Linked DNA regions of Homo sapiens: region 1 is linked to region 2. Evidence: chromatin loops called from intact Hi-C (ENCODE). Cell type or tissue: ascending aorta. All regions are shown on one strand. Each heading gives the region's core, and the rest is flanking DNA. Links, peaks and the distances in the headings are about the cores only.

Region 1 (10,422 bases), core at 3,704-7,703, 58 kb before region 2:
ATGAATTTGCTTTCTATCGCTATGTATTAGTTTGCATTTTCTATACTTTTATATATAAATGGAATATACTCTTTGGTATATACTCTTTTTTTGGTCTGGTTTCTTTTACTCAGTGTAATTATTTTGAAATTTATGCATGTGTTTTGTGTATCAATAGTTTGTTAGCTTTTATTGTTGGGTAGTATTCTATATTACGGATATACCACAATATGGGATATTTGGGTTGTTTTTAGTTATTACTGATTACAAGAAAAGAAATTATGGTCATTTGGGTACAAGTTTTTCTGTGAACATATTTTCATTTCTATTGAGTAATAATAGTGGAACGTCTGGGTCACGTGATAGGTATACGTTTAACTTTCCAGTAAATTGTCAAGTTTTCCAATATGACTGTATCACCAACAGTGTAGTAGGATTCCGTTTTCTTCACATCCTCTCAACACTTGGTATAGTTGGTCTTTTTTAACTTTAGCCATTCCAGTGGATGTATATCTTATTGTGGTATTAATTTGCATTTTCCTAACCACTTATGACTAACAATTTTGAGCATTTTTTTTACATAATTATCTGTCATTTATATATCTTTTTTTAGTGAGGAGTCTATTTGAATATTTTGCCCATTAAAAAATGGGTTGCTTGTCTATTATTGAGTTGTAATAGTTCTTAATGTGTTCTAAATTTAAGTTCTTTGTCAAACATATATTTTGCATACATTTTTCTTGCAATCTGTAGCTTGCCTTTTCTATTTTCTTGATGATGTATTTTAAGGAGCAGAAGTTTTAACATTTGATAAAGTCAAATTTATCAGGCTTTTTGGGGGAGCATCCTTTTAGTTTTTGATCTTAGTTTGCTAACCCAAGATCACAAAGTTTTTTCTTTCTCAGTCTTTTCCTGTAGAATTTTTACAGTTTTTAGGTTCTAGACTTAAAACTGTAATCTTCTTTAATTTTTGATTATGACATATGGATCAAAGTTAATATTTTTATATGCATAGCTAATTGTTCCAATACCATTTGTTAAAAAAAGATTATCCTTTCTTGGCTTTGCACCTTTGTTGAAAATCAGTGTTTATATATGGTGGATCTATTTCTGCCCTCTTCATTCTGTTCCACTTATTTGTCTATTTTTATGCCAATACCATAGTGTCTTATTTACTGTAAGCTTTATTATAGGTCTTGAATCAGATAGTCAAGTCCTCCAACCTCTGTTTTTTTTTCAAATTTGTTTGGTTATGCAGTCTTTTATATTCCATATAAATATTAGAATCAGCTTACCAATTTTTACAAAAGGGCTGCTGAAATTTTGATTTGGATTGTGTTTCATTCTATAGATCAGTTTGGGGAGAATTGCCATCTTAATACAGATTGACTATTTCTTATCCAAAATGCTTGGGACCAGAAGTGTTGTGGGTTTCAGATTTTCCTGGATTTGTGAATATTTGCATAGACATGAGATATCTTGAGAATGAGACTGAAATCTATACACAGAATTCAGTTATGTTTCGTATACACCTTATACACTTATCTGAAGTAATTTTATACCATATTTTTGATAATTTTGTGCACGAAATAAGTTTTTGTACATTTAACCATCAGAAAGCAAAGGTGTCACTATTTCAGGCACCCACGTGGACAGTCTGTAGTTGTTTGGCATCATCATCGTCCCTGACTCTGAATTTACATTCTACAAAAAAACAATAATTTTCTTACACTTACTTACATATCAGTACTTCACAGTAAAAAATATGCTATACTGTTAGTACAGTGAAGAAGAATGTGTTCAGGGTACTAAACAGAACAGTGGCATCACCAGAATACCTGCCTCAGCTGTTAAACAACAGTAACAACAAACAATGGCAGGCTTCTAGTTTCTTTCTACAATTCTGTGTTTCGATTAAAGGTTATTGTACAACATACTTTATTTATTACTGTTGTTCGTGTGTCTGGTCTGCATGGGTGCCATTTTATGACCCCTTGTAGGTATGCTTGGTGGAGTAATCTGGACATGGGCAGAAAAGATATAACACAGCTGAAGGGAGCTGGGAGAGTCTTTTTTCCCTTGGGTACTCTTGTCTAGTGAGCCTGCATTTTGACTGTCACCCATCAAAAGAGGTCAGGTGTGGAATTTGCTACTTGTGGTATCATGCTGGCACTCAAAAAGTTTCATATTTTGGAGCATTTTGGATTTTTGGATTAGGGATGTTCAACCTATATTGAGTCTTCTGATCTATGAACATGATATATCCCTCCATTTATTTAGGTCATCTTCAGTTTCTTTCAGGAATGTTTTCTGATTTTTATTCATTCATTTATTCATTTGTTAATTTACACATGAAATCTTATTTATACTGATTCTACCAGGTATAGTATTAACCACAATAATTAAAACACTGTAGAGTGTGCAATAGTAAAGGTTTGTACAAAGTGTATATGTGGGAAGGACACAAGTGGGAATGGCCATCCATGCCTGGGGTGATAGAAGTTAGTTAACCTGGATTTCGAAGAATGAGTTGGCATTTTCCAATGAATCAGAGTGGGAAACAGCCCATGGAAGGTTTCAGGACCCAAACGCTGGGTATAGTTTCATTTGTTTAAAACTTACTATACAAGTTTAGAGTCCTAGGGAGTGAAGCCATCCACAGCCCATACTTGACTGATATATATGGTTACCAGATTTAGCATATAAAAATGCAGGACACCCAGTTAAATTTCAATTTCAAATAGACAACAAATAATCTTTTTAGTGTACGTATGTCCCATGCAATATTTGAGCCACAGGGCTATGCAAATCTGAGTCTGAGATACAAGTTTATTGGCTGTTTGTTTTTAGGAATATTATTCAATTTGTTAAAATCTTAGTTTCCTCACCCTTGAAATGGGAATAATAATAATATAAAATATATTTAAAGGTTTTAGTGAATTTGGCTAAGAGTTCTAGGGCCATTGTAGATCCCAAATAAATGACAATGTTATTGATTGAATGGAAGGAACATATAACCAATGTTTAGTGTATGGATCTTGCATATCTTTTATCAGATTTATTTATAAGGATTTCACATTTTTTCATCTATTATTAGTGATATTTTAAAAAATGTAATTTCTGATTATTCCTTGCTAGTATATAGAAATACAACTGATTTTTGTATATTGGCCTTTTATCCTGCAACTTTGCTGAACTCACTTACCAGTTCTAGTAGCTTTTTTGGGTATATTCCTTAGGGCTTTCTACATAGATAATTATTTCATCTACAAATATGGTTATACTACTTAACAATTTCTATGCCTTATATTTCTTTTTCTTGCCTTATTGCACCAAAATGGACTATTCCATATGCTTTGGGCTCCACAATTCTGAAAGGAAAATATATTACACTAAAAAAAGATAATTCCATGCTGGATTTCTGGATTCCTAAGTTTTAGATAAGACACAGCTGGAGATCTAGTAGAAGGATTAAAGACAGGTTAAATGCTGGCATTTTCTTCAGAATATTATAACATTTTTCCCTTCCACCACTAGTTTCCAGGGCAGGTTATTTCTGCTAGAAGAGAGCCCATTTGTACATCTTCTCAAAATAGAAAGCTCTCTTCAGAAGTTACCAAAGGCTATAATATCCTTATTTGACAAGGATGGGAATTCTGAACTGTTTAGTTACAGGCCAAGTAGTGAAGTATGCAGTATTTATCAGTGATGGAATTTTACCTTCCTTAGTACCTCTTTGCCTGGAGGTCATGCTGATTTTGCTCTTCTCTCTTCTGCCTACAGTGTCCTATCTAGGTTTCTCCTTTCTGAGCTGTGCAAATGCTTCAGAACATGTAACCATTCTGAATCCTGTTATTCCAAGTTAGTTAGTTGAACCTTCTTGTCAGATAGCTCCTAATTGAAAAGCCATTGGATTAAGCATGCATTCCCTTTCCAGAGGGAATTGCATTTTTTACAGCTTTTATTGGGATGTAATTCAAGTTTGATACAATTTACCCATTCATACTACAAAATTAAGTGGCTTTTTAGTATATTCACAGATATACCAAATCACCACAGTCAGTTTAAGAACATTTTTATCACCTCAAAAAGAAACATGTGACCCTTTAGCTATCATCCTTTTATCCTTTTATCTCCCTTCCCCCTCTTCCCAGGCCTAAGTAAACGCTAATCTACTTTCTGTCTTTACAGAATTGTGTATTCTGGATATATCATAAAATAAGATCGTATAATATATGGTCTTTTGTGACTGGCTTCTTTCACTTTGCATATTATTTTCAAAGTTCATCCATGTTGTACATGTATCAGTACTTTATTCCTTTTTATGGTCCAATAATATTTTAGTGTATGGATAGATCACATTTGTCAGTCAATGGGCATTTACATTGTTTGCATTTCTCTTAGGTATTTATCTAGGAGTAGAATTTCTGGGTCATATAGTAACTTTATAACTACATGAGGAACTGCCAGACTAATTTCCAAAGTGATTGTACTGTGTTATATCCCACCAGCAGTGTATGGGGGTTCTGATTTAGTCATATCTTTGCCAGCAATGTTTTCCTTTTTTTTAAAAAAAGTATAACCATTCTTATAGGTTTGAAATGATGTCTCATTGTGATTTTGATTTACATTTCCCTAATGATTAATAACGTTCAACTTTTCATATGCTTATTTATCATTTGTATATCTTCCTTTGAAAATGTCTGTTCAGAACTTTGCCCATTTTTAAATTATGTTATTTGTCTTTTTATTATTGAGCTGTAATTTATTTATTCTGGCTATAAATCCCTTATCAGATAAATGATTTGAAAATATTTTATCCCATTCTGTAGGTTGTTTTTCACTTTCTTGATGGTATCTTTCATGCACAAAAGTTTTTTATTTTGATGAAGTCCAATTTATCTATTTTTTTGAGCCTTTGGTGTCATAACTAAGAATCCATTGCTGAACCTGAGGTCATAAAGATTTATTCCTGTATTTCTTTCTAAGAGTTTTATAGTTTTGGTGTGTACGTTTAAGTTTTTCATCTATTTTGAGTTGATTTTTTTTTGTATATGATGTAAGGATCTAAATTTATTAGTTTGCATGTGGCTATCCAGTTCTCCAAGCACCATTTGTCGAAAAGGCTATTCTTTTCCACTGAGTGATATTAGCACTCTTGCTGAAAATCACTTGACCATGACACATGATTTATTTCTGGACTCTCAATTGTATTCCATTGATTTATATGTCTATTCATGTGCCAGTTCTGTAGTCTTTGCTTTTAGTATGTTTTGAAATTAGGCATGAATTCACCATCTTTGTTGTTTTTAAAGATTACTTTGGCTATTCTAGGTCCCTTGCAATTCCACATAAATTTTATAGTAAGGTTGTCAGTTTCTACAAAGAAGTCAGCATGTATTCTGATAACATTGCATTGAATGTGTAAATCAGTTTGGAGATAATGCCATCTCAACAGTGTTAAATGTTCCAGTCTATAAATATGGGACGTTTTTCCATTTATTTAGGTCTTTATTTTTTAAAATAATTTTTTGGTTCTCAGAGTATGTTTTGCATTTTGGGAGACTTAGGTTTATTCCTAAGCATTTTAATCTTTTTGATGCTTTTGCATACATACTTGTTTTCTTATGTTCATTTTTTGATTGTTCATTGCTATCATACAGGCATACAACTGATTTTTGTATATCAGTTTTATATCCTGCAACCCTGCTGAACTTGTTTATTAGTTCAAATAGTTTTAAAGTGGATTCCTTAGGTTAGGCTTTCCTAGATACAAGCTCATGTCATCTGTAGACAGATGTAGTTTTACATCTTTTCCAATTTGGCTGCCTTTTATTTCCTTTTCTTGCCCAATTGCCCTGGTTAGAACCACTGATTTTCACTTTTTTTTTTTTTTACCTAGTTGTAGTAGATTTTCCTAAGCAAATGTTTCTTCATTAGTCATGTGCCCCTAGGACCATTTCCAGAGCTTTAAATGATTGTTTTCAAAATGATTTTTGCCCATTTCTCTTGGGGGTGGATCTGTGTAGCCCCTCACTCTTCATGCTGGAAATGGGACTCTGGCAATTGAATTTGAATAGACTACAAGGTATAAAAGGGTTAAATGTAACTTAAAAGAATGAATTTCTATGGAGTATTTTAGACAAAGCATTGAACTACTGAGAGAGCTTTTTATAGGAGGTGGGGAAACATTGCCCAAAGCATAATTTATAGGAGACAGCTTGTGCTATTCTGTGAAGCTAGGAGTGAGGTCAAGGGGAGGTCTGCTATGAAGCCTGGTGATTTATATCACTTCTGGAAGCTCTCCCATATTCCTTCCAACTACATTTCTTCGGCACACAATAATGTTTTTCTAAGATTTTATGAAAACATTTTAAACAGAAAAGTGAAAGAATGATGTCGTAAACACTCATATTCTCACAGCTTAGTTCTACAGTTAACATTTTATTATGTTTGCTTTATTATGTGTCTATCTCTGTAACCATCTTTTTTTTTTTTTTTTTTTTTTTTTTTTTTGAGACAGGGTCTCACTTTGTCACCCAGGCTGAGGTGCAGTGGTGTGATTACACCTCACTGCGTACTCGATCTCCCTGGGTTCAGATGATCCTCCCACCTCAGCCTCCGGAGTAGCTGGAACTATAGGCACGTGCCACCATGCCCGGCTAATTTCTTTGTAATTTTCGTAGAGACAAGATATCGTTGCCCAGGCTAATCTTGAACTCCTGGGCTCGAGTGATCTGCCTACTTTGGCCTCCCAAAGTGCTGGGATTACAGGTGTGAGCCACCATGCCTAGCTTAACCATCTAATCCTTTAAATGTATTTCATAAGTTGAAGACATCAGTGCAATTCCCTCTAGATATTTCAGTATGAGTATCATTAACTAGAGCTCAATATTTGTTTACTTTCTTAAAGGTGAAATTTACAGAGTGAAATGCATAAATCTTATATGTACTACTTGGTGACTTTTGACTAATACACACTAACCCCAACCTCTCTTAAGTTTTAGGGTATTATCACCCCAGAAAGTTCTCTTATACTCCTTCCCAGATACTTCCCATTCTAGTATGTGACCACTCTTTGAACCATTTTTAAACTCATAGATTATTTTCACTTTCCTAGGACTTTATATAAATAGAATAGTATGTGCTCTTTTGTGTAATGCTTCTTTCACTCAGCCCATTGAGATTCATCCATGTTGTTGCATGAATTAGTAATTTCCTTTTGATTCCATTATATGGCCATTTGTTTATTTTTCTATTGATGGATACTTGGGTTGTTTTCATTTTTAAGTTATTATGAATAAAGTTGCTCTGGCATTGAACATAAATCTTTCTGTGGATATATGCTTACAGGAATACCTAGGAGGAAATTGCTGGGTCATAGGTGATATGGTTTGGCTGTGTCCCCACCCAAAATTTCATCCTGAGTTATAATCCCCATATGTCGGGTGTGGGACCTCATGGGGGGAGATTAGATCATGGGGGGTGGTTCCCCCATGCTGTTCTTATGATAGTGAGCAAGTTCTCATGAGATCTGTGGCTTAATAAGGGGCTTTCCCACGTTTAAGTGGAATTTTGTGGAATTTTGAACTTGAGAGAGAGCACTTCTCTATCCCGATGCCATGTGAAGAAGGATGTGTTTGCTCCCCCTTCCACCATGATTGTAAGTTTCCTGAGGCCTCCCCAGCCATGCAGAACTGTGAATAATTTAAATCTCTTTCCTTTATAAACTCTTCAGTCTTGGATATTTCTCCACAGCAGCATGAGAATGGACTAATACAGCAAATTGGTACCAAGGAGTAGGGCATTGCTGTAAAGATACCCAAAAATGTGGAAGCAACTTTGGAACTGGGTAACAGGCAGAGGTTGGAAAGGTTTGGAGGGCCCCGAAGAAGACAGGAAGATGTGGGAAAGTTCAGAACTTCCTAGATACTTGTTGAATGTTTTTGACCAAAATGCTGATAGTGATATGGACAATGAAGTCCAGGCTGAGGAGGTCTCACATGGAGATGAGGATCTTGTGGGAACTGGAATAAAGGTGACTCACTATGTCTTAGCAAACAGACTGGTGGCATTTTGTCCCTGCCCTAGAGATCTGTGGAATTTTGAACTTGAGAGAGATGATTTAGGGTATCTGATGGAAGAAATTTCTAAGCTGCAAAGCATTCAAGAGGTGACTTGGGTGCTGTTAAAAGTGTTCAGATTTATATATTCACAAGGATATGGTTTGGAATTGAAAGTTATGTTTAAAAGGGAAGCACAGCATAAAAGTTTAGAAAATTTGCAGCCTGACAATGTGATAGAAAAGAAAACCCATTTTCTGAGAAGAAATTCAAGCTGGTTGCAGAAATTTGCATAAGTAGTAATAAGCCAAATGTTAATCACCAAGACAATGGGGAAAATGTCTTCAGGGCATGTCAGAGGTCTTCACAGCAGCCCCTCTCATAACAGGCCCAGAGGCCTAGAAAGAAAAAATGGCCAGGCCCAGGGCCTTGCTGCTTTATGCAGTTTCTGGAGTTGGTGCCCTGTGTGCCAGCCATGGCTAAAAGGGGCCAACATAATGCTCAAGCTGTTGCTTCAGAGGGTGCAAGCCCCAGGCCTTGGCAGCTTACATGTGGTGTTGGGCCTGCAGGTGCACAGAAGTCAAGAATTGAGGTATGAGAACCTTCACCTAAATTTCAGAGGATGTAGTGAAATGTCTGGATGTCCAGGCAGAAGTTTTTTGCAGGGGTGGAGCCCTCATGGGGAACATCTGCTAGGGCAGTGTGGAAGGGAAATGTGGGGTTGGGGCCCCACACAGAGTCCCCACTGGGGCACTGACTAGTGGAGCTATGAGAAGAGGGTCACTGTCCTCCAGACCCCAGAATGGTGGATCAACCAACAACTTGCACCATGCACCTGAAAAAGCCAGAGACACTCAATGCCACACTGTGAAGGCAGCTGGGAGGCGGGCTGTACCCTGCAAAGCCACAGCAGTGGAGCTGCCCAAGACTGTGGGAGTCCACCTCTTACATCAGTGTGACATGGATGTGAGACATGGAGTCAGAAGAGATCATTTTGGAGCTTTAAGATTTCACTTAATTTTGGCCAATTTTGGCCAATTTCTCCCATTTGCAACAGGTGTATTTACCCAAAGTCTGTACCTCCGTTGTATCTAGGAAGGAACTAACTTGCTTTTGATTTTACAGGCTCATAGGTGGAAGGGACTTGCCTTGTCTCAGATGAGACTTTGGACTTGGACTTTTGGTTAATGCTGGAATGAGTTAAGACTTTGGGAGACTGTTGGAAAGGCATGGTTGTGTTTTGAAATGTGAGGACATGAGATTTGGGAGGGGCCGGGGCAGAATGATACAGTTTGCCTGTATCCCCACCCAAAATCTCATCTTGAATTTTAATCCGAATTGTAATCCTTATGTGTTGGAGGCAGGACCCTGTGGGAGATGATTAGATTATGGGAGTTGTTCCCCCATGCTGTTTTCATGATAATGAGCAAGTTCTCACATGATCTGATAGCTTTTTAAGGGGCTTTCCCCCACTTCACTCAACATTTCTTTCTCCTGTTGCCATGTGAAGAAGGATGTGTTTGCTTCCCTTCCACCATGATTGTAAGTTTCCTGAGGCCTCCCCACCCATGTGGAACTGTGAGTCAGTTAAATCTCTTTCCTTTATAAAGTACCCAGTCTTGGGCATTTCTTCATAGCAGCATGAGAATGGACTAATACAATAGGATTGGTGTATATTTTGTTATATAAGAAACAATTAACATTTATTTCAAAGTGGTTATACTATTATACATTCCTACCAAAAATGAGGCTTTTGGTTGCTCTGCATTTTTGCCAAATTTTGGTGTTGTCCATGTAAAAATTTCAGTCATTCTTGGTTTGTGTGTGGATACTTTAATTTGAATTTCTCTGAAAAATGAATGATGGTGAACAGTTTTTCACATACTCATTGGCTATTTTTATCTCTTCCTTTGTGAAGTATATATTCCAGCCTTTTACCTATTGTAAAAATTAGGTTGTTTGTTTTTTTGTTAGGGAGTTGTAGGAATTATTTCAGTGCCCTAAATACCAGTTCTTTGGCAGATATATGTATTTGGAATATTTTCTGCCAGATATGTGGTTTGCCTACTCATTTTTATTAACAGTATCTTTTGATAATCAGACACTTTTTAGTTTTGATGAATTCTAATTTATTGTTTTTTTCTTTCATAATTGTTGCTTTCTGTGTACTGCCTATAAAATCTTTGTCTATCCTCAAGTGATGTAGATATTCTTCTATGTTTTATTTTAGAAACTTCATAGTATTAGCCCTAATATTTCAAATCATTTTTTGTGTATAGTATGAAGAAGGCATTGAGATTTATTTTTTCTTTCCCTATGGGTAGATAGTTATTTTTTTCAAACATTGTTTTATACTTTCTCTGAATCACTTCATTTCATT
Region 2 (10,422 bases), core at 2,248-6,247:
TGCCTCTGTGGCCTCCTTAGAATTCTTTTCCCTATTCTTAGAGCTATGACCCCTCATTCTCTGGGAAGGAGGAGAGGATGGCAAAATGTTGTCCAGGCTTTTCAGAGAAAAGTGATGGAATCCATGCTCTTTGAGACTCCCCCTCTAGGTCCAATGTTTGTTCTTCATGGGTTCAATGCTCCTTTCTTTGTGCTTCCTTAGCTGAACCTAACCTGTTCTCTCTTTCCATCCATAGTGGCGTAGATGTTTACTATGCAGTTACCTTCAATGGTGAGGCCATCAGCAATACCACCTGGGACCTCATTAGCCTTCACTCCAACAAGGTGGAAAACCATGGCCTTGTGGAACTGGATGATAAACCCACTGTTGTTTATACAATCAGTAACTTCAGAGATTATATTGCTGAGACATTGCAGCAGAATTTTTTGCTGGGGAACTCTTCCTTGAATCCAGATCCTGATTCCCTGCAGCTTATCAATGGTGAGTTTGATATCCATCATGAAGTCCTTGTATAGTTTCTTTTCCAGTATGCTCTGGTGTAAACTAATTTCCTGAAATATATAAGGTTCTGACCATTCTCTAGACTTTATGAGACAGGAGCCAACCTGATATGAATGGAGTTTTAGCCATGCAGCTATTTTGGATAGATTAATCCGGGGCTTTCTGGAATATTTGTAGACAAAAGGCCACAGAGTGTGGAAAGTGGCAGTTAGAAGTAGTTTAGAGAAATAGGAGCAAAGCATAAGAAAAAGGAAAGTAGTACTTGGAAGTGTGCATTGAAACAGGCTATAATACTTCCCTGACAACCGAGACATGACCTCTCTGAGGTAAGTCAGCTAGTAAAGGCTTAAAAATCAGAGTGTAGAGAAAAAGGAAGAGCTCAAGAAAGGTCATGGGAGATCTAGGTCAAAGAAGAAGTGATAATGGTTGCCATGCAGAATCTCAGATAATTCAATACTGACTTTAAATTCAGATTGCTGTGGAGATCCTGTTATGATCCATAATGAACAGGTGGATATGACAGATCATGAAGAAGAGGGTGTTTAACCTGGATTTGGAGGCTACAGGGTGCCCAGTCAACCTGGGACTTAAAACTTGCTAAGATTCTGGCTACCAGTATGCAGCATCTTAACTCATCAGGGCCACGGTATCCTGCTAACTCACTTGCTACTTTGCATTTGCTTCTATTCTCCATGATTTCTTTACTCATCGGTAACTTAGCTTTAAAATGTTCAGTGGAATATACGTTATGGAAGTGACAGCATGGGAGAAGTACCAGCTGCTGAGGAGGAAAATCTTCATGTGAGGCAATGCTAATGATGCATTTTTACAGCCTCTCTAGCTCCCACACATTTTAAAGAGGAAAGAGCCTCTGTCCTGTCCTTCCAGGCAGCTACTACCTAGTTCTCTGTGTGTGTGTGTAACAAATAAATAAACAAAAATAGAGAAGCCAGAGAGGCTTGTTGGATTTACATAGGAAGATCAGAAAATTAATAATGAAAGAGAATAGTAGATTTAAAAGGCAAGGTAGGGAAGAACATAGGAATCAAGATTTTTTTGAGTTGGGGCTTGGAAGGAGAATTTTTAGAGAGAGACAAAGAAAAGTCTTGTCTTTCCAGGCAGTTATATGTGTATGTGTGTGTGTGCACATATGTGCATGTGTGTGTGCATTTGTGTGTATGTGTGTGTGTGAGAGAGACAGAGAAAGTGAGAAAGGGAGAGAAAAAAACTTTTAAAAAGATTTTACTGTGTGTGATTTAATCTCTTATTTCCCAAATAAGATATTTTTTTCTTTCTTTCTTTCTTTCTTTCTTTCTTTCTTTCTTTCTTTCTTTCTTTCTTTCTTTCTTTCTTTCTTTCTTTTCTTTCTTTCTTTCTTTCTCTCTTTCTTTTTCTTTCTTTCTTTCTTTCCTTCTTTCTCTTTCTTTTCTTTTCTTTTCTTTTTTCTTTTTCTTGAGAGGCCAGACTAAAACTTTACATTGCTTTCAACTATTTTGGCTGCTGGACTAACGTTTTTTTTAATGTGACACTCTGCTGAGACAGGGTCACAAAGTGGTCTGGGCTTTATATGAATTACATAGGACTTTAAGATGGAGAAATGCTCTCTTCAGTGAATGAGAGTATTATAGAACTATTCATTCTTAAACATTAGGGAGGCTTTATATTTTGGAGCAGTTATCCTGGGCTCACTTCCTTATATACTTCTTTGTCATTGTTGAATCTCTGTTGGAATACTAGGGCTAGATAAAATAGTGAACAGATAAGAAGCTTGTTATAATCTGAAACTGCTGAAGTCCCTCTGGCAATGCTAATAGAGATTAGCCGGGGCTAACCATGGAGATGGCATATGGGCAGAAGATTCTAGGAATCAGGATATTGGGATCAGACAGAGAAAAGATATAGTTAGGAGATCATGACCTAAGGGAGTTAAGAACCTACATTGAGCAGAAGGTGCAAACACCAAGGTCAGTAACTGGAGTGGTAGGAGAATGGCGTGAAGATTAAGGTCTACAATAAACAAAGAGGTTGCTTAGGAAACTATATCCACAAACAGTATTGCAAGATCTTCCTTTTATGTGGAGCCTGTTGGTGGAGCTACTTTCATAAAGGTATCCTAAAAAGAGGTAAACAACTTTCTTAGAATTTGTAAGCAAGTTCAACAAAAGCTTTACAATATCTAGTACCAACTAATTCAAGTGTCTTGGGCTTTCATTAGACATATATTTCAATTACTCAGAATTTTGTCCCTAAAATTTATTGCTATTGTCAGGCCAACTTCAGAGTTCTGAATGGCGGCAGCTTTCTACGTAACTTGATCACTATCTCAAAAGATATGATCCTCCTTGTATTAGTCCATTCTCACACTGCTATAAATAACCTGAGGCTTGGTAATTTATGAAGGAAAGAGGTTTAATTGACTTACAGTTCCACAGGCTGTACAGGAAGCATGGCTGGAAGGCCTCAGGAAACTTAAAATCATGGCAGAAGGTGAAGAGGTGAAGGGGAAGCAAGCACGTCTTACCATGGTGGAGCAGGAGGGAGGTAGGGGAAGAGACTGAGAGAGAGAGAGAGTCAGAGAGAAAGAGACAGAGAGAGAGAGAGAGAAAGTGCCACACACTTTTAAACAACTAGATCTCTGAGGACTCACTTACTATCATGAGAACAGCAAGGAGGAAATCTGCCCCCATGATCCAATCACCTCCCACCAGGCCCCACCTTCAACGCTTGGGATCGCAATTCAACATGAGATTTGGGTGGAGACATAGAGCCAAACCACATCACTCCTTGATCTTGTGGAGCTTATTTTTCATAGAAGACAAGATAATTGTATACATAGTTTTTAAAAGTTTTGGAAAATACTTAAGCCAAATAGGGTTTTTGACTTTTGCTTGATATCTCTATGTGAGGCCAGTGGGAACAGGTGGATAAAGAGACTCTACTTCTGTTTTTGGTTGCATACACCAGATCACTCTCCTGGCAATCCCTTCTTTTTAGCTTTTATTGATTCCCTCTCCCCCGTGGGCAAAATCAGCTACTTCTTTGTCTGTATTACCATACATTGTATACATGCCCCTCATGTTGTTTTGTAATTTGTGTTTATTTCTCTGATATATGCAATGCTTCTAGAAGAGAAACTTGGCTTTATTGATGTTTATAGCCTCAACTTTGGCAAAGCCTGTGGTAACTAGCAAGGATTCATTAAATTTTTGTTGAAATAAATGATATAATCTACTCTCTATGTTGCTCTTTAATATCATTACAGTGACAAAGATTTTTGGTGTCCTAGCTCAGTTTTCAAAGGTACTTTCTTCCCAAAAGGCAATTATTTTTGCATGCTTTTCTACCATTCTTAGCATAAACCAAAGGAATTGAAATTTCAGTACAACTTTTTTACTTAAAAATTAATTTAAAAATAAGCGCTTCATAGGAATCTTGAACAGAATAAAAACTAACTTGAGAAAGGAAAGGAAGTAATAGAGGAGTGTCCTAAATGTGATAATGGGAAGAATCTTTATTTTATGTTAGATTCTTATAATTCAGGCAGATTGTGCTAATATAAATAAAATATCTGAATAAAGTAACAAACATTTTCTAAGTAAGTGTGTCCCGTATTTTCTGCCAAAATCTAAACAATGAAGAGAAAGAACTTGACTTTCAGTTGTCCCTGCACCTCAAATACAATAGGGCCTCATCTAAAAATGTTCTTTAATATTGTTCTTTCCTCAGTGAGAGGAGTTTTGCGTCACCAAACTGAAGATCTAGTTTGGAACACCCAAAGTTCAAGTCTTCAGGCAACGCCGTCATCTATTCTGGTATGTTTTTATGTTTTATGCTAGAACCAGGCCCTCAAGCTTCTCTTCTTTCTTCCTGCACCTGCTTACTTTGGCATTATAAATTTCCCAAGCTGTTCTCATTTCAATTATTCTCTTGCATCATCCCTAGACCATTACTCATAGCTGTCAGCTCATGGGTACCAAGTGTTGGTTCAGAAAATTTAAGCCTTCTGCAGTGATTAAATAAAGTCTGCATTGCCAAACTCCACACAGGGTAGAAACCTTATTTATGGTTCCTACTTGTTCAGTGATAATTAGGCTATTAAGTGCCCACTGATTGTTCTCTGAGAGTTACCCAGAAATAGATTTTATAGCCAACATGATAAATTGATGTACTAGGTATAGAGCGTAGATTTTTTGTTTCAAGGATTATAGTGAAAAAATGATTAAACTCCAAAACACATAGAACAGTGTGTGTATGGAAGGGAGAGAAAGAATATCATCCACTAGCTGACAGATGACAGGGATTCTAAATCAGGCCTCCTTGTAACCTGGACTGAAAACATTCCCGCTTGCATAGAAACAGCATGGGATGAACTTTCCTTTTTGTTCTTACCACCCAGATGCATCAGGAATTCCTCTTCCCCCTCTAAACCTCCACTTGCCACTTCACTTGTAGGGAGTTACATAGTAGAAAAGAAACAGCATAGTTTAAACAACAATGATAACATCTACAACTAAAAACCACTACAGAATTACTTGTCTACAATGAATACAGGAATCTTTTGTTATCATATACAAACAGTAGGGGGACTCCCTTGTCATCTACATTCCTTGCTTTTCTTCCCTCTTAAAATTTATTTTCTGTCTCATATCAGCTATTTGAATTACTTGTTTCTCGACTTTAATGGAGCGATGGAAATTCAGAAAGCCTGCCCTTAATTCATGTAACCATTAATCTCTGCAGCCATTTCTTCTACTAGGTTATAGAGCAACTCAATATTACAATGTAGAATTACTAAAAACAATCTTTTCACTGAGTTACATATTAGACAAAATAGGTTAGAAGAGATTTACAGAGAGTACATTCATTTGGTGTGTATTTATTCATTCACTTATTCATTCATTCAAATATGTTTGTTTTGTGCTTTCCATGTGCCAAGTGCTTGTGAAACTAAGACAAATAAGGTGTGGCTCTGCCTACACAAATTTCTAGTCTGGTGGTAGTAGACAGATTTCTAAACAAGGTGATGCAGATATTGTCCAAGAGGTCCATCCAGGGTCCAGTGGCAGGGAGTGATGACAGCGCCACTACTCTCTGCTTTTAATCACATTCTCTAACCACAGGAGGAGCTTTGTGATGATATTTTAGAATCATATTGTAAAGATGAGAATTTGTATATAAGCCAGAGGCTGCAAACTGGAGACTAGCTGGATCCAACTATAGACACGCAGCTTGGGACCAAATTTTAAAAAATAAGTCAATATTTTAAAACTAGGAGATTTTTACATAAAAATGTAGATTTCTGGCTTCTTTTGAACACCAGGAAGATCTGCTACTCTGAAGTTCATATTCCCTTGTGGCAGAAAGTGGCTGGAGCTTGTGGCTGCCGCTTAATGATGGCAAGCACCAATAGGGCTCACTTGTTCATTTACGTTGCAGTGCTTTCATTTGCATTGACGCCAACTCCTTTCTTTTTTGAATAGTGATTACTGTAGGACAATCATTAACAATTGAAGGAGACATCAGAACGTTAATGGGAGATAAGACATGAAAACAAGGAATGATTAATTAGAAATGTCTAGTTACTACTTTCTTTTTAATTTATTCCTTCCCTCCCTTTCTTCATGCCCTTGCCAATTGTTAGCAAGATTTTACTCTACCATAGAAGTGAGGTGGGTTTTTTCCCCCCAGATCTTATTTTTAAAAATTATTTTATATACAGAGCTGCCATAATTGTATTACTAGTCATTTTATTGTTTTTATTATTAGTAATAAAGGCTTTATTCAAAGAGTTAAAAAAAAAGTTATTTTAGAGCTAGGAATGTTGGGAAATTGAATTTGACACTTTTCTGGCACCCTGACTTGGAAAATCACTTGTACAGTGTGCTTTCTTTAGGACTAACAAACTTTTCAATTGGCGGTAGCAGAAATGAAACTGGCCAATATAATAAAGTTGTCAATATACTACATTGAACTAAAAGAATGCACAAGTTAAATTTGTTACTACGGGAACATCTATGGATAGAAAAATTAATGAAGGGCTATTCCTGGCATGTATGTGTTAACCTTTCAAAATGTATAGGAAAGCTTCATTGCCATGCCATTTTTTAGGGAATATTTATCCTGGAAGGGATGGTCTTTCTTCTTTATTTGAAAAGTCAAGTTGTTTACTTTCACATTTTATGTTGCCTGTTAGTGACTTGACTTTTTAAAAGATTTTATGTATTGTTTTACTTTTAATTTTTATGAAGTGAAAAGGCATTTTGTTTACAGATATACTGAAATGGTATATTACTGCTTGAGGATTTCTTTTTCATTGAGGATTCAGCTGCTTTCCTAATGTGTGCCAGGTTATGCGCTCTGTCTGATAAAACTCAATTTCTTAAGCATGGCTTGAAGGGCTTAAGCTATCTCACATGAATTTTTTTTAAGGTACATTTGGAATTTGCAAGAATATATGAGTAGCTTTAACACATCTCTGGAAGTAGTTTTAGACAATTAAAAGGAAAAAAGTTAATTCCCTCTTATGGTATGATCATCATCATTGTAACTACTTTATTGAAGAACAGAACTTGGTATTGAGCAAATGGCCTTCTTTCCCCTGACTACATATGTAGTTTTCAATCCTAGAAAAATAAAGGGGAAGGCTGGAAAGTTTTTTCTATGTAAATAGGCTCCATATTCCATAGAGCAGGTATTTGAATATTAGGAGATGGCCTCCCACACTCCCTATCTGTGTTGACCTGGGTCTTATAAACCTGTGGAATATGCTAACCCAAATGAGAGCATGGACTGCCAAGTCTGTTTGCTCTAGTTTCTCCTCTGAAAATCCTTTTATCACTTGGGAATATATACTTGTAGAGACCTCTGGATGAATAGCTGTTAGTGGGAAAAGCACTGGCACTGAGAAATCTAGAGACTTGGCTGCTTCCAGTCTGTTTTTTTCTCTTTTTTTGTGTGTCCTTGAGCATTTCACTTCTATGATCCTCAGTTCTCTAACAGGCATGGTTGTACTACATGTGTTCTTGAGTCCTTCTAAGTGTAAAATGTGATAATTTTGTTATGTTCACATACATGTGCATGCTCAGCCCCTCTTCCCAACGTAAGATTTTTCCAAGCCAAAGGATGGCCTCATAAAGCACATGAGCAAGACAAGAGCTGATGTTTTTACTTAACTTTTTGCCTTTCACTTTCTGGACTTTAATTTGTTGTCTTCCATTTCTCTGGAAATGAACTCTTGCTCTATCTCCTATGTTCTTGAGGACTCAGAATAACTTAGACCCTCTAGGCAGAAATATGAACCAGCTTTATGTCTATTTGGTGCTAAGTTATGTAGGAGCACTCTGCACACAGGTCAGCAATTGCAAGCCACCTCTACTGAATAGAGTTATGTAAGGTTAACAGTACTCCTGGTAATTCCATGGTGTTTTTTTGAGACAGCGTCTTGCTCTGTCACCTGGGCAGGAGTGCAGTGGTGTGATCATAGCTCACTGAAGCCTCAAACTCCTTGGGTTCAAGTGATCCTCCTGCCTCAGCCTCCAGAGTACTATAGGAATGCACTATAGGAGTGCACCAAGGCACCCAGCTATTTTTTTTTATTTTATGTTTTTCGTAGAGACAGAGTCTTACTCTGTTTCCCAGACTTGCGTGCTCCTAAAGTTTACTAGAAAAGTGCGAGAAGTCATCTCTCCAATTAGATCTTTTTTTTTTTTTTTTGACATGAATCATGAAACATGTCATATTATCCTCAGGGTCACTTCTGTTAGGGGATTCCCCAGGAGGGAATTTTGTGTCCTCAGATCATTTGATGATGGCCTCTGGCTTCCTCTTTCTTTACAGATGTCTTGCTTTTTCTCTCATACATTTCATGTCAACAGATTCAGAAGATTTGGTTATTAGACTCCAGTCTAATTCCTAGATATATCTTGCTTCTATTTCTTTTTTTTTTAACCAAAGCTACATTGCCAAAAATGTTTGCTAACATTGCATCATATACTTTTTATCACTTTTCTTTTCCCTTTCCAGATTTTTATTTTCTGGCTAAATTTACATTTAGCCAGAATGATATCATTTTTGGTTCATGTTGTTGTTTTAAGTGATTCTCATTCCTTATTTGCTGGGCATTTATATTTCATTTTGGATTGTCTAATCACTTTTTGACAGAAATGACTTAAACTTTAATGGATTTTTAAATGCACTGTATTATAAAATGATGGCACATTTGCATAATATCACTCATCCAGGGTCTCAACAGTAACAGAATCATCTAGAAGAATCTACCAATGGAGATGTGGATAGGGTTAAAGGAGCAAAAAAAGAATGTTGAGGTATGCAGAGACTAACAACAGTGGGAAGCAATTGCCACTACCATCCATTGGATTACAGAGGAAGGAGAGGAAATGCTGTTACTAGAGCCCACTGACAGCTGGAGCTGTAATTGTGGAGGGAGAAGCACAGCTATGCTAGACACAGAGTATTGAGGCTTGGCGGAAGCAGGGAAGAAATACCCTGACCTCTCCTTCCTCTTGTCGTTTGATCTGCTTATGTTTCCCATTGGCCAAACTCAAACAGAAAACAAATGCAAGGGAGCAGGGGTGGTGCAGATCACAGGGGTCAGCCTCCTAGGGCAGAGGGCAGGAAGAGAAGGATCTGAAGTGGTGGTGACAAATACAGAATAATCAGCATGGTGACCCACTTAAAATAGGAACCAATGAAAACAACATGGACAAGGCAGGAAATGATGTTGTAATTGAGTTCCACAAAAGAAAATAAGATTGTTAGACAGAGTGCTTTTAGTTTTAAGATGGTAGATGAAACTGTGGGTAACACTCTATAGAGCCAATGACTTTCTGTTATTACCATCTTTCCTGTGCATTTGTCACTAGGGGAAGGGACAAAGTAGGACATGCCTGGTGGTTTCTTGCCTCATGGTCCCTCCTCTGTGATTGGGAGAGTGTGTAGTTCAAAGCCTTCTCACACAGATCTTTGACAGAGAGACAAGGGGCACTGTGAAGACAAAGCATAAAAGACTAATTAGGCCTTGTGTATTAATCTGTTTTCACGCTGCTGATAAAGACATACCTGAGACTGGGCAATTTACAAAAGAAAGAGGTTTAATGGACTTACAGTTCCATGTGGCTCAGGAGGCCTCACAATTATGGCACAAGGTGAAAGGCACGTGTCACATGGTGTTAGACAAGAGATGAGCTCTTGTGCAGGGAAACTCCCCTTTATAAAACCATCATATCTCATGAGACTTATTCACTATCACGAGAACAGCAACGGAAAGACCTGCCCCCATGATTCAATCCCCTCCCACCAGGTCCCTCCCACAACACGTGGAAATTCAAGATGAGATTTGGGTGGGGACACAGTCAAACCATATCACCTTGTTTTGGGTTAGCTCTCTTCATGGGCCAGTATGTTCTGTTTTATTTCACGGCCATAGACTAAACTCTAGTTAGCCACCCTAAAATTGTGTGCTTTTGTTCAAAAAGCATGTTAGACTAGAGACTGTCAGTGCAAATTTAATATTGCTGATAGAAGTCTCCTGGAGGAGGGGGAGGAGGTTCGATTCAGCATTTCTTATTTGCGGTTTTCATTTTGTTCATAGCTATAGCATGAATTCAAGTCTTTTGATAGACTTATAAATATGGGAAATTTCTTAAAGGTTCCAGTTGATAAGAAATAAAATCATTCAGCAATTGAAGAAGTACATTAGAAACACAGGCTGGAATATTATGCCCAGAACATGATCCAACCATTTCCTCTACTAGGGAACTTTTACAAGTACCCATGTCTAGGTTCCCCTCCCAGACCAATTAAGTTAACATTTCTGAGTGTCAGGCCTGGGAATTTGTGTTTTTCAAAAGCTTCCATGTTATTCAAATACCTACTTTTTTTTTTTTATTTTGAGACGGAGTT

Evidence for each region. Peaks named below come from ENCODE experiments on the same cell type or tissue, not always from the same donor. Only the 100,000 strongest peaks of a DNase experiment are listed, where the experiment ranks them.
Region 1: a loop joins it to region 2, with 5 times the contacts of the local background. A loop is called at or near these places in 2 of 110 quality-filtered maps.

The regions. Positions count from the first base shown.
Region 1 is chr3:101,306,633-101,317,054 of GRCh38, reverse strand. All of the region lies in intron 2 of IMPG2 (interphotoreceptor matrix proteoglycan 2), which reads left to right. Among named protein-coding and RNA genes, the nearest start is that of IMPG2, 8.7 kb to the left of the region's middle. In ascending aorta, for the core only: no CTCF peak of the experiment used is centred there; no DNase peak of the experiment used is centred there; H3K4me3 peaks cover 910 bases; H3K27ac peaks cover 1,950 bases.
Region 2 is chr3:101,247,587-101,258,008 of GRCh38, reverse strand. IMPG2 (interphotoreceptor matrix proteoglycan 2) reads left to right here. Exons shown (of 19, transcript NM_016247.4): 10 at 236-480; 11 at 4,228-4,313. Among named protein-coding and RNA genes, the nearest start is that of IMPG2, 68 kb to the left of the region's middle. In ascending aorta, for the core only: no CTCF peak of the experiment used is centred there; a DNase peak (open chromatin) is centred at 4,308; H3K27ac peaks cover 2,583 bases.